2 separate regions of the Mus musculus genome follow, and region 2 is linked to region 1. A link is a loop called in an ENCODE intact Hi-C map of the cell type or tissue named here. Cell type or tissue: gastrocnemius. All regions are shown on one strand.

What was found. A loop is a pair of places that touch in the nucleus more often than their neighbours do. Peaks named below come from ENCODE experiments on the same cell type or tissue, not always from the same donor. Only the 100,000 strongest peaks of a DNase experiment are listed, where the experiment ranks them.
Region 2: a loop joins it to region 1, with 7 times the contacts of the local background. A loop is called at or near these places in 32 of 42 quality-filtered maps.

Annotation. Positions count from the first base shown.
Region 1 is chr17:32,345,703-32,353,702 of GRCm38, reverse strand. Akap8l (A kinase (PRKA) anchor protein 8-like) reads left to right here and starts at 3,126. Exons shown (of 14, transcript NM_017476.2): 1 at 3,126-3,216. The coding sequence starts at 3,204. In gastrocnemius, no CTCF peak of the experiment used is centred here; DNase peaks (open chromatin) are centred at 3,040, 3,475 and 4,566; H3K4me3 peaks cover 3,188 bases; H3K27ac peaks cover 5,859 bases.
Region 2 is chr17:32,427,815-32,435,814 of GRCm38, reverse strand. No RefSeq gene overlaps it. Among named protein-coding and RNA genes, the nearest start is that of Pglyrp2, 11 kb to the right of the region's middle. In gastrocnemius, a CTCF peak has its summit at 3,620 (motif pointing right); no DNase peak of the experiment used is centred here.

The DNA.
Region 1 (8,000 bases):
GGTGGGAATGAGGTTCAGAAATGAGACTCGGCTGTCTTAAGATAGGACTTTAAATGTAATACTGGGGACCTCTTCCCAGGCCTTGAACATACCAGGCAGGTGCTCTGCCATTGAGCTGTACCTTGCTAGCTCTGAGATAAATGTCAGAAAGCGATATCTGAACACAAATAACAAGAGGGAAAGGGAAGTACTCTATTTTAATTTTTTTTTATATCTTTCGGTTTTTCAAGAAACATTTCTTCCTGTAGCCCTGGCTCTCCTGGAACTAGGTGTTAAGACAAGGCTGGCCTTGAACTCAGAGATCTGAGAGCTGGGATTAAAAGCATGAGCCACCATTACCCTGCCTGATTTTTTTTTTTTTTTAAGTTATGTGTTTTGCTTTTCAAGACAGGGTTTCTCTGTGTAGCCCTGGCTGTCCTGGAACTCTATAAACTAGGCTGGCCTCAAAATCAAGGGATCCACCTGGATCAAAGGCTTGCCCACTACCAGTACCTGACTTGCCCAGCCTGACTTTATTTCTTTAAACAATGCTATTTTCTTGCTCAGCTAATGTTTACTGAACATTTCTAAGGTAATAAGATTCTGTTATCTCCTACTTTTTTATTCCTTGTATCTTTTCAGTTCATCATCCTCACTAACCAGCCAAGTGCTGGAAAGTGGGATAATCTAATTAGGTGTGGACAACTCTGGGCAGCAGCAGGTCCCTCCCAACCCTGTTTTTCTCTCCTCCCCTACTGTGTCTTTATGCCTGGGGAGGAGGGTTTAACAGGCTCAGTGACAAGCCTGCAGGGGTGCTCTTAGCCCAGGAATGTGTTCTTTTGTATGGTGGCTCTTCTCATCCTTTACTGTCATTGGTCATATCCAAGACAGGAAAAGAAGTGGGATTTCTCATGCTAAGAACTGACCCAAACATGTTTCTTCATAGCAATTTAAAATATAAAATCCATTTTTTTAAAATATAAAGGCGACAAATTTTAAAAGTTCCAGTGACAGAAGTAGTAACATGGAAGTCCTTCCTACCTACTACATAGGTAGTAGCCAGCTGTATCTTTGTACACAGTAACACGTTACTCTACACTGATAGCTGTATATTTTTGCAAGGATCGTATACCATTCTCACAACAGACCTTTTCCTAAAACTCCTGAGCATAGCTTAAGTCTTTGCTTAAACCACTCCATGGTCTCAAAGAAACAATCTTAACTTTTAGGCTAAGCTCAACCTGTGAGGACATCAGAAATTAAACAAGACCTTGGGTGAAATCACACCAAGTGCTACAAAGTAAACTGCAGGATCTAGAGATATCATGGGGCTGTACTTTATCTAGGATTCCAGAAAGTATGGCACTCCAAAGAGGCAGTACACATAAAGCGGACTTATGTCGCATGTTCCCGGGTCACATGCACATGGTCCACTGCAACTGGCTTTCTTTTGCAAAAGTGGGGAGAAATTATCGTCAGGACATTGTATCTGGACAAATGGTAAAAACAAGCCCTTTTAATCACAGCAACAGCCTAATCTATACTTCTCTACCTCCCCTGCCCCAACTAAATTGTGAAGAACAGTTTTGGCTATCATATCAACTATTTCAGTATGTTTCTTTGAAGGATCTAGGCCTTTTAAAGAATGCCATTGTTATTACCCCTAAAGAAACTGCTAACAAGAACTGAGAGGTGGCTCAATGGCAAAGAACACACACTGCTCTTACAGAGAACTTGGATTTGGTTCCCAGCACCCACATGGCAGCTCACAGTAACTCCAGGGTATCCAGTACCCTCTTCTGACCACCTCAGGCACTGGGGGTGCATGTAGTTGCATAGACATATATTCAAGCAAAACAAATACATAAGCCTAAAAAGAATTGATAAACATTCCTTAATACCAATAGAACACCTACTTTAACATTTCTCAAAACCATAAGAAGGTACATGAATCATAGAAGCAGAGCTTGCTGTAGTTTATCCATTGTTTTATTTTTAGGGTTCTTCCAAGGATACCTCCCATGGTGACTTTCCACACAGCCAGGAGGAGCCAGGCATAGTGCTTAGAACAAGGCTGGTACTGGGTTACATTTTTCGTTTTGTGGAGCTGAGCATTGAACATAGGTTCTTATGTCAAGCATTTGCAATAATATATGATACATTGAGATATACTACTTGTATAACAAATAGCATACACATAAACAGTTATTTTTAAAGTGGTTTTTGAGAGGCAGGAGAGATGGCTCAGCAGTTAAGAGCACTAGCTGTTTTCCCAGAGGACCCAGGTTCAATTCCCAGTACCTTCATGGCAGCTCAGGGCTGTCTGAAACTCCAGTTCAGGTGATCTGACACCCTCACACAGACACGCGCAAGCAAAACACTAATACACATAAAATTTTCAAAAGCATCTTTATTTTGCAGTTGGAGAGCTCACATAAGGCCTTCTGTACATGCTAGGATAAAATGTTTTTCCACCAAGCTATATCCTTACAAACACTATTAATTGTTATGTAACGATTAATAAGAAAATAATATTTACTATTTACTTTGTGAAACTGGCCCTAATTCTTTACCCCTCCTTGAAACGGGGACTCACTGGAACCCAGAGTGGCTTAGAATTCATATAGTATAATCTGACCTCAAACTCGAGTCATTCTGTCTCAGGCTCCGGTATTCTGGGGTTACAGAAGTCAGCTACTACACATGGCCTTCTTCGTTTGTTTTAACGTTATCTCACATAACGTTTGTCAGGACCTTGTTTAGCAGTTAGATACTAATTTTCTCCTTTCAACATGGCTTTACCATTCTTGACTTCATTTCAGTGGCGGGGCGCAAGACGGTCGTCTCTGCTCACGCTGGCAAGTGTCTCGCTCGCACACACCAGGCGAGCACACGCGTGGGCTCGGACCTCTAGGTTGCATGCAGCTCCGCCCCTTCGAACCTTTCCATCTTCTCCCCTTGGCCTATTGGCGCAGGTTTTTGTTAACAGGAGGCGGAGAGTAAGGCGGGGTCGTCGGGGGTTGGCAGTATCTCCAACCACTGTCACGAAGAGGTGTAAAAATAGACAGGTAGCGAAACCAATAGGCGTGAAGTCCGAGGTTTGCAGAAGCCAATGAGATAAGGAGGCGGGGCTGGAGCGTGTGTGGAAGGACCCCAGGGATTGTTGTGGCGTCAGACGCGCAGAGTAGCGGTCTGTGTCCACGGCTCGGGTGTTCTCTGCGGCCATGAGCTACACAGGTAGGCCCAACAGGGTGAAGGCAGCGCTCTGGGCCGGGGCGTCAGGACGGGCTGAGTCATGCTAGGATCTCCTCTTGTAGTGTCGTGGTCATTGCCCTCTGTGGTCACAAAATGGCGTCTTAGGCTCTTCCCTTCGGGGTCGCATCCCTCAAGCTTCGGCTCTCACTGACCTCAGCCGGGCATCTTGGACTCTCCTGGCTACTCAAGGATTTGCTTGTGTCTTCTGTGACCGTAGGTCTTGGGCCTCAACGTTAGGTTCAGGCTTCCCGCACCTCCGTTCGTCATTCCCTGGCTAGTGCCCCACGGACACCCACGTCTAAGACGTCGCTTCTCAGGCCTGAGCTTCTGAGATCAGTCCGTTGGGGCGGCTGCTGTCGCCATTGCCTCCCTTGAGCAGTTTCTGTGCAAAACGTCGCAGACCCTTACTCATGGCACTCCCCCCACTTCATCTGGTATAAAGCGGGAGGGGGGGAGAGCCAACCTCCCCTACCTCACTCCCCCAGGGGGCGGTGAGAATCTGTAAATCTATATGAAGGCTCTGAACCGTTGCAGGGAGCTTTAGAGAGCAAGCTTGAACCCTGGTGACGAATGACTACTTTCCACTCAACTTACCGAATCAGGTGCTGAATAGACACTGAATGCTGACAAGAATTTCTTAAGCATCTTATAGGCGAGGACAGACAAAATACAATAAATATATTATTTTGGGTCTTGGGTATCCTGAAGAGATTCAGCCATTACACGGAGAGCTTTGAAGCCTCTGGGAAGGGTGACGTTTAAGAAGAGATGTAAGCAAAATAGGAAAGAGTAAAGATAGCTGTCGCTGTAAAACATACTGGGCTGGAACCGCCTACCTACTTAGATCAGTGATATTTGAGCAAAGAGGAAGGTGGGTGAGGAGCATGGTGAGGGGTGTGGAATATGCTTGAGTGACTGTAGAATCATTCTTGAGTGAGTTAGTTGCCAAGGCTCCCTGGGTTTGCCAATGAAACTTATCAGTCAGTGCCACAGACAGTGCCTCCCACTTTACTGGAGGTATTTCAGGCTTGAACTTAAGTGGTTGCTGGATAACCCACATTCTGTTTGGAATGTTTAAGGCTTTCAATGGAACCTGAGCTTTATGCCAGTCCTCCTAAGCCCCTGGGTCAAATGCTTGCCAAGAACCTTGGGATTTTTAACAACCATCCTCTAGGCCAGTGGTTCTCAACCAGGGTGATTTTGCCTGCCTCACACCTCCCAGGGGTACATTTGGCAATATCTGGAGTCCTGTTTTGTCTTATCTATATAATGTGTGTATGGGCAGGGGGGGGGTGGAGGTGGGGGACTGGTATGCAGTGCTACTGACATCTAGTGGATAAAGGGTAGGGCTGCAACTCTGCAGCCTGAAGCGCATAGTATGGCTTCCACCACAACATACTTTACTTTATTTACATGTATCTGTCTGCATCTACATGTATGTGTTTGTGTGAGTGTGTCAGCCATGTATGAAGGTGCCCCTTGGGACCAGAAGAGAACATGGGTCCCTTGAAACTGGAGTTAACGGAGGGTTGTGAGTGAGCCGCCTGACATGGGTTCTAGGATCTGACTCTCGTCCTCACAATTGAGCAGCATATTTCCAACCCTTCAGTGTTTTTTTTTTTTAATAAATTTGTTTATTTAATTTTGTTCATATGAGTGTTTTTCCTGAATGTGTGTGTCTGTGCACTGCCATGTGAGCGCCTGTAACTCTATAAAACTAAGGGTAAAGATGATTATGAGCCACCCCCATGGCTTCTGGGATTGGGGTCCTGGCCCACTGGAAGAGCAGTACTCTTGACCACTGAACCATCTCTCCAGTTGCACTCCCCACCCCAGTGGTTTTTATAGACAGCTATTAAATCATTAGTACTTAAAATTTAAGCATCTTGAGAAGGCCCTGGACCCCCAGGGGTGGGAAAAATCTAATTGGACACAATCTCTTTAGGAAGGATGGCAAAGACTCGGTCTCTATATTTGTGTTTTCTCTTTCCCCAAGACCTGGGCTCAGTTCCTCTCCTTGGAAAGTAAAGCTGAAGTTGAGTCCACAGCTTTCTTTTTTGGAGTCCTTGTAGCTGGATGTATTTGCAATTCTACCCTGAAGAAGTATGGTCTCTTCACCTGGGGTCAAGGTGGTACCCTGTAACTGAATACACTAGGGACAGCTTAGTGATGTAGTGTTGGCCTAGCTTGCCAAGGCCTTGAGATTAACTCAACTCAAGGACCTCAAAGCAGAAACCGTATTGATTTTGCACCACATACATAAACGGTATTCATTCTCCCGGGTCCCTGTGGCCTCGGTGTAAAATTGTTCACGTTTGCAGAGGGCACTTACTCTGCTTATGAACTGCTATGGTTGGAAGCCTGGAGGTATCCAGCCTCCTTCCCAGTTCTGAGAGTCCTCGATTTGTAGTGTTTTGTTTTGTTTTGTTTTTTTTTTTTTTTTTTTTTTGGACTTAAAAAGTACTGACTTTTCAAAGAATTTTGGACAGGGAACAGGGTCTTAATGAGGATGAACTGAGACCTGCAGCTAAAGCACCCAGCAGGGAAGCATTTATTCAGTGTGCAATATTGACTATGGTTGCTGTGGTTTTGTGTGTGTGTGTGTTTCAGGGGTGTCTCACCCTGTTTCAGCACCTTGAACCCATGGCAGAACTTGTGCCTCAGCCTCGTGAGTGCTGGCATGTAGGCTGTAACCTTCACTGAGCAGCAGCAGTATGGGAATCTGTACCCACATGATTGGTGTTTGATATGCTTCGGTTGTAACTTATTTTTATTGGAAATGCTGTCATTGATTTTTGAGTCAAGGGCTTAGTGTTTTAATCATTTCAGCACTAAGTGAAAAGATGTACAAGATACATATGTTAGACAAGGCCTTCCTAAAACTCACAATCCTCCTGCTTCTGCCTTCCCAGAGAATAGGATTAAAGGTGTACTGTGTCTGGCTTCATAGTGACCACTGAGCAATGAGTGTCCCTTATCTAAATGCTTCAGACCAAAAGGACTTTGAGATATTTTTTGGATTTTGGACTACCCCTAGTGATGTCTTGGGTCAGACCCAAGACTAAACAGTAAATCATTTACATTTCATATGCATCTGTATACATAGCCTGAAGGTTTTTATTTTGACTGGTTTTGGTTTGGGTTTTGTTTTTTTGTTTTTTTGTTTTTTGAGACAGGGTTTCTCTGTGTCGCCCTGGCTGTCCTGGAACTCACTCTGTAGACCAGGCTGGCCTCGAACTCAGAAATCCGCCTGCCTCTGCATCCCAAGTGCTGGGATTAAAGGCGTGCAGTACCACTGTCTGGCTGGTTGGTTTTGTTTTGAAACAGGATCTTACTATGTAGCCCTGGCTGGCTTTGAACTCACAAAAAGATCCCCTAACCTCTGCCTCCTGAGTGCTGGGATTACATGTGTGTACCATCGTGCCCAGTTGCCTGATAGTAATTTATATAAAATAAATTATGTGATTTTGTTTACTTGCATTTGGATTGCAACCTGTCACATAAGGAAAGTCAGGTCCAGTGTGGAATATTCCTTTGTAGCCTCAAGTTGGTAATTAGAAAGATTTAGACTTCGGTGCCAAGTGTGGCTGTCCTATAATCCCAGCAGAAGCAGGGGGACTGATTTCGAGGCCAGCCTGGTCTGCAGAGTGAGTTCCAGGACAGCCAGGGCTATACAGATAAACTATACGAAACAAAAAGTTTTGCTTTTTAAGTAAGGCTTTAAATTTTTAGGTTAGGGGCTGGGAAGATGGCTCAGCAGTTAAGAGCACTGGCTGTTCTTCCAGAGGACCCAGGTTCAATTCCAAGTATCCACATGGCAGTTCACAATGGTCTGTAACTCCTGTTCCAAGGGATATACACCGTCATACAGAAATACATGCAAGGAAAGCACCAGATAAATATAAATAATTTCATAAAGAGAGAATTTAGGCACATATCTTTTATTTAAAAAGAGAAAGAGAGAATTTAGGTTCATGCTTTCAATTCCATCACTCGGAATGCAGGTGGATCTCTGAGTTTGAAGCCAGCCTGGTCTACATAGCAAGTTGCAGGACAGCCAGGGCTGCACAGAGAAACTCTTATCTTGAAAAACAAAAAAAGATTTTAGGTTAGAGCCAGGTGTGGTGCTACACACCTTTAATCCAGGCACTCGGGTGGCAGAAGGACGTCCAGGGCATCCAGGCTACTCAAGAGAAGTCCTGTCTCAAAAAACAAACAAGAAAACTAAAAACCAGATTTTAGGGTAGAGATGCTCACACTATATTTAGTATACTTATTTCCATATAAACATGTGAAACATAGGTAATATGTTTCAGCAATGAGGTCTAAGGATAAAACTTGAAGATGGAATTCTTACCCATCAGTACATACTTCTTCATATGGGGAAACTAAAATTGTAAGTCAGGTGGCTTATGTTTATAATACCCAGGACACTGAAACAGGAGAGATACTGTGAATTTGACACCAGCCTTGGTCTCAAGTGAGACACTCTATCAAAATACAGAAACAGCCAGGCAAGGAGGTGCAAAGATTAGTATTAACATAATTTCAAAACTAACCCAATGTTTGTTTGAAATGGAAGTAGCTTTTCTCCCCGGCCCCTCCCTCTCTCTCTCTTTAAAAGAAATTTTCGAGACAGGGTTTCTCTGTGTAGCCCTGGCTGTCCTAGAACTCACTCTGTAGACCAGGTTAGCCTTGAACTCAGAGAAATCCATCTGCCTCTTCCTCCCAAGGTGCACCACCACTGCCTGGTCAGAAGTAGCTTT
Region 2 (8,000 bases), 82 kb before region 1:
AATGAATTCAATGTGTAACTGAATCTGGCCTGAACTTCTGATCCTCCTGTCTCCAACTCTCCAGTGTCAATGTGCCTGTCTCCTGTGTCCCTCTTTTGAGGGAGTGACACCAAGTTAGCCTGTGGGCAGTGGGGGTTATTTGCCCAGGCCCTCCCCTCCAGGCCCATTTACTCCACTCAACCTGGGCCCTAGCACTCCCTCACGGACTGAGCTCACACATCTACATAAAGTCCTGCATCTTCATTTACAAAACTTCTTCCCAGTTCCAGGATGAGATGCCTGGATGATTAAATCTCTCCCATCCCTTCCAGAAACTCAGCTCAGGACACCTATTGCCTATTGGAGACTCCTGGAGGCAGAGAGTCAGCAGCTCCAACAGCAAACAGCTTTTATTTCCTTTGGTACTCTGGACTCCTCTAATCCCTGTGCTGGCCTAAACCAGCTTCAACAGCTTGGCAGCTGCTCTAGATGGGCTTCAGTCCCGGCCCTGAGGCCCGGAAGCCCACAGGAATCTAGGGGCGCTCCAGATGAGGAAATAATGGAGTCCTGTGGGCCCGGATTTGCCTCAGATGTGGGAGCCCTGACATCAGGTTAATGAGATGGATTACGCCCATTGGCTAGACTCTGCCATAGCTGGGGCCTCTGAGACAGATGTGTAGGACAGAGAACCCTGAGCACACCCTCCCACGCACTCCCAGGGCCCTGTTCCTCAATCCCAGCCCACACAGTGTTGCATCTCTGTGGCCTGATTCCACCTTCACAGTGTCTATGGGAGGGGCTCTCCTTCCATTCTCAAGGTGGACGGAATGAGGGCAAGTCATGAAACTACTTACTAGAAGTAGAGGCAGACCAGGAATTTGTTAAATGTTTTAAATGAGTTTTTACTGTTTAAGAATTTCATACATGCATGCAATGTGTTTTAATCAAATCTCTCTCTCCCATCACCTCCAATTCCTGCCTTATCTCCTACTACTCAACTCCCTCCCAATTTCATGTAAATTTTTTTTAACCCAGTGAGTTAACACTAAATGCTGCCTGTATCTCATGGATGTAGGATCATCTACTGGAACGTGAGCAGTCTCTCAGATGCCACAACCTTAAAGGAAACTGACTCACCCCCTCCCGACAGCCATCACTTGGCTACTGGTAAACAGCCTCTCAGCTAGGGTGGGACTTCCTGACCACCCCACCACTTCATGCTGTGATTCTGTCTTCGATTGTGTATGCATCTCAGCCACCATGAGTTCATGTGTGCCAGGTGTCCCCTGTCATGTCCAGAAGACAGTTTCGTGGCAGTCACCCATGACCTCTGGTTCTTGCAATCTTTCTGCCTCCTCCTCTTCCAAGATCCCTAAGCCTTAGGGAGGAGGTGAATGACCCATTTAATGCCGAACACTCTGGCATTTCTTATTCTTCTCACATTGACTAGCTGTAGTGAGAGAGATGAGACAGACTGACTCCATGACAGACTTCAAATTGACAGTTAAGGAGATTGATTAGGCCTAAGAACTGGGAAGTCCAGGGAAGCCCAGGCAAGTCAATTACTAATAGAAAAACCCAGGCTCCAGCCTTCACGCCCCGATAATGGTTCTGGAATGCCTAGAGATAGAGTAAGAGAAAGCTCACCTATCCCGGAATTCCCCTAATGTGCAAGCTCACTTGGTTCTCTCCATTTTGGAATGAGAGATTCCAACATGCTGGGCTTCTGCAGAATAAAACGCTCCTGGCTTTTGCACACCATTTGGGTCTGAAGCATGATTCTCCAGCGAACAACAAACCCTTACATTAGGACTCTTTTACATTCCCTATCACGTATACATTGGGGAAGGGCACGTGCATGGCATATATATGGAGGTCACAGACAAAAAGGGCAGGAGTTACTGTTCCCTCCCACCATGTAGGCTTCATGGAACTCAAGTCTGCAGGCTTCACCCACTGAGCCATCTCGTGTGTGTGTGTGTGTGTGTGTGTGTGTGTGTGTGTGTGTGTGTGTGTGTGCATGATTTATTTGTGTTATTTATATGATTCCTTTACCTGCATGCATGTCTGTAGGCTACATGCCTGTCTGGTGCCTGCAGAGATCAGAAGTAAATATCAGATCATCTGAAACTGGAGTTACTGGTGTATGTTCTGGGAACCAAACCCAGGTACAAGAACGATGTTCTTAATCACTGAACCATCTCTCTAGGCCTGAACATATCTTTTTAAGTTATGTTGATTGATTGATTGATTGATTGGTTGGTTGGTTGGTTGATTGATGCCAGCGTGTACATATTGAAGGTCAGAAACAACTTGAGAGATTAGTCCTCTCCTTCTACCATATGGATTGGGAGTGGGGCACAATTAAAATCATGTTGTCAGGTTTGAGAGCAGGTGCCTTTCCCTCCTATGACGGTCTGAATAAGAGTGGTCCCATAGGCTCATGTGTTAGAATGCTGAGTCACCAGGGAGCAGCACTGTTTAAAAGGATTAAGAGGTATGGCTTTGTTGGCGGAAACACGTCACTTGGGGTAGGCTTTGAGGTTTCAAAAGCTCACGCCAGGCCCAATGTCTCTCTGTCTGTGGATCACGATGTAGCTCTCCAACTACTTATCCAGAACCATGCCTGCCATGCCTGCTGCCATGATCCCTGTCCTGATGATAATAGGCTAAACCTCTGAAACTGTAAACAAGCCCCCATTTAAAAACAATGCTTTCTTTTATAAGAGTTGCCACAGTCATGATGTCTCTTCACAGCAGTAGAACAGTGGTGACTAAGACAGACAGACAGACAGACAGACAGACACACACACACACACACAGAGTTTGATTTTTTTTATACCCATTAAAAATTTTGAGCTGGGATGAGAGAACAAATGTTTATCACACATGATAATTCCATCTCCATCAACAAAACTCAAATAAAAATAGCTCACCTATTTAAAAACTGTTTAAATAATGCAATTTTATATCATATAAATTTTATATACCACCAAAAAATGTTTACGAAAACAGTCAGCCCATTAGCTGGCTCTATTCAGTAATATATGTAAGATCTAGAACTGAATTAAAAAAAAACAGACACAGGGCTGGAGAGATGGCTCAGCGGTTAAGAGCACTGACTGTTGCTTCAGAGGTCCCGAGTTCATTTCCCAGTGGTGACATGGTGGCTCACAACCTCTGTAATGGGATCCGATGCCCTCTTCTGGTGTGTCTGAAGACGGCGACAGTGTACTCATAAATAAAATAAATCTTAAGGAGAGAGGAGGTGGGCTGGGAATGCAGCCTAAGAGAAGAATCCCTGCATAGAACCTCCAGTGAGGGGCTAAGAGCTTGGCTCCCTGATGAAGAGCCGTACCCAGCACTGAAGAAATAAAATCTCATTACTTATCAAATCTCAACTCAGGGGCTACAGACTGCTTCAGTGATTAAGAGCGCTGGCTGCTTTTCCCAGAGGACACAGGTTTCACACCCAGCACCTACTGTAACTATTCTAGGAGATCCGACACTCTCTTCTGGCCTACACCTGCATGTCATACACAAACATACATATAAACAAGACACCCATACACATAAAATATATTTCTTTTTATTTTTGTTAAGTTTATTTTATGTATAAGTGCGCTGTTGCATGTACAGTTACGTGCCAGAAGAGGGCATCAGATCCCTTCATAGATGGTCATACTCTTAACTGGCTGAGCTATCCCTCCAGGCCACCTAAAATATAAATAAGTAAATCTAAACAGAAAAATTCAACCCAGGACAGAGCAGAATGGCACATACTTTAATCCTACCACTCTTTTTTTTTTTGTTTTTGTTTTTGCTTTTGCTTTTGCTTTTGTTTTGTTTTGTTTTGTTTTGTTTTGTTTGGGGGGGGGGTCTTCGAGACAAGGTTTCTCTGTATAGCCCTGGCTGTCCTAGAACTCACTTTTGTAGACCAGGCTGGCCTCAAACTCAGAAATCCACCTGCCTCTGCCTCTGCCTCCCAAGTGCTGGGATTAAAGGCGTGTGCCACCTCCGCCCGGCTTAATCCTACCACTCTCAAGATAAAGGCAGGTGGATCTCTTTGAGTTTGAGGCCAGCTTGGTCTACAAAGTGAGCCATTAAAAAGAAATCTCAATTTTAAAAAAAATCAAATGAAAAATCTTGAATTGGTATGATGAGTTAGCTGGTGAAGGTACTTGGCGCTAAGCCTGTACCTGTACCTGATTGACCTGGGTTCAATCACTAGGACAGACCCAAATGGTTAAGGAGAGAACCAACTCACAGAGGGTTCCTTTGACCACTCCATTAGTCCTGAGGAGAAGTCTTCTCCACAATGCATGCAGTTTACATCGTCATCACCATCACCATCACCAAGGGTTTTGCAATGATTGCCGTGACTCCTACCACAGTAGAATATGACTTGATTTGTTTCTAGGATTCAGAATTTGCAGGTCTAGGGAATGAACCTAGGGCCTTAGTATATACTAAGCAAATACTCTACCACTGAGCGATATCCTCATAGCAAATTTCTTCTTCTTTTTCTTATTTTATCTATTTGTGTGTGCTCGTGTGTGTGTGTGTGTGTGTGTGTGTGTGTGTGTGTGTGTGTGTGTATGTGTGTGTGTTGGTGCGTGTGTATATGTGTAGATGCACTATGGTGTACATGCAGAAGTCAGTTCTCCTATTCCACCCTGTGAATCCTGGAGACCTTGGCACCTCACAAAGCCCCATAATGAGTGCTTCTCACCCTGATCACGATCCCAAGTTTAGCCCTGCTTTAAGTTCCTGCCCTTCTGACTCTGATTCTTCAGAGAGCCCCTAGGCTCTGCCTGTCTCTGCCAGTGCTCCAGGTTCTGATCAGTGTTTGTTTGCCTGAGATGCTGGCTTACTAACTGACAGACAGCCCGGAGACGCTGCTTTCTCCTTACAGGCAGGCCTCGAGAACTAGGAGGGAAGCTTGGGGAAGGGGGTGATTCATTATGGAATCTCCAGATTTTCTGCTGCCACCCAGGCCCAGCCCAGCCCAGCCCAGGTGCGTTGGTGACTGGGTATCTGATGTGTGGGCATGGATGTTCGTGCATTTCAGAACCTAACCCAACCTGGCCCCAAAGCCTTTCTTACTTAGGTTTTCACATACTAAGCAAACAATCCTTGGTACCTAATTTGTCTCTAGGCACTACAGAACGAGGCTTCCCTTTATCTAGGGGCAAGAGAACTGGTCAAAGATAATATATGGACTATGGGCCTAAAGACAGCAAAATGGCTCAGTAGATGACGGTGCTTGCCACGGAGCCTGGCTACCTGGCTGCCTGGCTGCCTGACTGCCTGACTGCCTGACTGCCTGACTGCCTGACTGCCTGGCTGCCTGGCTGCCTGGCTGCCTGGCTGCCTGGCTGCCTGACTGACTGACTGCCTGACTGACTGACTGCCTGACAGCTTGACTGCCTGGCTGCCTGGCTGCCTGGCTGCCTGGCTGCCTGGCTGCCTGACTGCCTGACTGCCTGACTGCCTGACTGCCTGACTGCCTGCCTGCCTGGCTGCCTGGCTGCCTGGCTGCCTGGCTGCCTGGCTGCCTGGCTGCCTGACTGACTGCCTGACTGCCTGACTGCCTGACTGCCTGACTGCCTGACTGCCTGACTGCCTGACTGCCTGACTGCCTGACTGACTGGCTGCCTGGCTGCCTGGCTGCCTGGCTGCCTGGCTGCCTGGCTGCCTGACTGACTGCCTGACTGACTGACTGCCTGACTGCCTGACTGCCTGACTGCCTGACTGCCTGACTGCCTGACTGCCTGACTGACTGACTGCCTGACTGCCTGGCTGCCTGGCTGCCTGGCTGCCTGACTGCCTGACTGCCTGACTGCCTGACTGCCTGACTGCCTGACTGCCTGACTGCCTGACTGCCTGACTACCTGAATTTGATTCCCTGGACTCTCACAGTGGAAGGAAATGACTCCCACAATTTGTACACACACACACATCTACACACACACACACTATGGCACACAAAACAAATGACATACAAAAAAGAAGACTAAAGAAAAGATAGGGCAAGCCTTCAGCTTGGGCTACATAAGGTGAGGGCAGATCTGATGGTACATCAATAACTCCAGCCATTGCGGAGATTGACAGAGGAGGATTGATAGTTCAGGGCCTGCCTAGGCTACATATTGAGTTCAAGGAATGGCTGGTCACTCGGTGAAGTTCTATCTCAAAATGAGAGAGAGAGAGAGAGAGAGAGGCTGAAAAAAAATGTTCTAAGAACCTAAGTTCAAACCCTCAGCACCATTGTAAAAAAAAAAAACAAAACAGATATGATGTTTCATTTCTGTAATTCCAAAACTAGGGGGCATATCCCTGGAGTTCACTGGCTACCCAACCTAGCTGAATCTACAAGTAAAAAATTCACTGAGAGATCCTCTCACGAAAAGTAATGTGATAGGAATTGAGGCACAATCCATGCCAACCTGTGGCCTCTACAGGCAGGAGCATACATATGGATACACACACGCATGCACACGTGCCCATGCGCACACATGCACGCACGAGTGTGTGCCCACAGCCAATATGAACACTTACATACAAAACATAAACAATGGGGGATGGTGTTGTGGACTGTACACTTCAGATGCTGAGTGCGGTGCCCAGAGATCTGGTTGCAATAGGGACGTTGGCACTGCCATGACTATTGGAGCATCTTCTGTATCAATGATGTGTAAAGATTGTTTTCCATTACTTCTGATTAGTTAATAAAGTGCTGATCAGCCAGTAGCTAGGCAGGAGAAGAGAATAGAGCAGGACTTCCAGTCCCAGTAAGGGGTTCCAAGGACAGAATCAGAGGAGTAGAGAAAAGGAGAAAAGGAGAAAAGGAGATGGACCCGGAGGACACACCATGAGGTCATGATGAGAGAGCAGCCATGAAGACACACATGGACCTGAGTGAGCCAGGACAAGACCAGATGGCTAGTTCTGGTGCTGAATGTGGCTCGGTAGTTGGTAGCCTGGTCAGGTTAGAATAGCTCAGAACCTGCCCTACTTAGTGCTTTCAGCCAGTTAACAAAAACTGGAGAGATGGCTTAGCAGTTAAGAACACTGACTGCTCTTCCAGAGGTCCTGAGTTTAATTCCCAGGAACCACATGGTGGCTCACAGCCATCTATAATAGAATATGATGCTCTCTCCTGGTGTGTCTAAAGACAGAGACAGTGTACTAACATATATAATATATTAGGTCTCTGTGCCATTATTCAGGGGCTACAACAAGCTGGAGTGGGTATAGACACTCCCTTCATTTATTCGGGAGCAAAGGAAGTGAAGAAACCCCCCCAGGATTTCATTTACATACATACACACACACACACACACACAATTTTCTTTTTCTGAGAGAGGGTCACTATGTAACCCTGACTGACCTGGCACTCATTATGCAGACTAAGCTGGCTTTGAACTCACAGAGAGCCATCTGCACACTACCTTCTGCTATTAAAGCCGTACGCCACCACACATAACTAAAAATTATTTTCAGTTACAAGGACTGAGAGAATATGGCTCAAAGGCATGTGCAAGGCACTGAGTTCAGTTCCCAGTATTGATTGAAAGAGAGAGAGCAAAAAAGAGAGAAGGAGGGAGGGAGGAAAAGAGCGGGGAGGTGAATCTAAGCATTGCGGTTGGGACATGTCAGTAATTCTAGAACAAACATGGTTTAGGCAGAAAAGAGTGCCATGAGCTTAAGACCAATCTGGGCTACATTCCATATACCTAGCCCCATCTCAAGAAACCAGGAAGGGGCAGGTGTAGCAGTGTATGATTTTAATCCCAGTAACTGGTGGACAGAGTCAAGCAGATCTCTATGAGTTTGAGGCCAGTGTGATCCAGAACAGCCAGGGCTATATAGTGAGACCCTGTCTCAGGAAGTGAAAGAAAGAAAGAAAGAAAGAAAGAAAGAAAGAAAGAAAGAAAGAAAGGAAGGAAGGAAGGAAGGAAGGAAGGAAGGAAGGAAGGAAGAAAGAAAGAAAGAAAGAAAGAAAGAAAGAAAGAAAG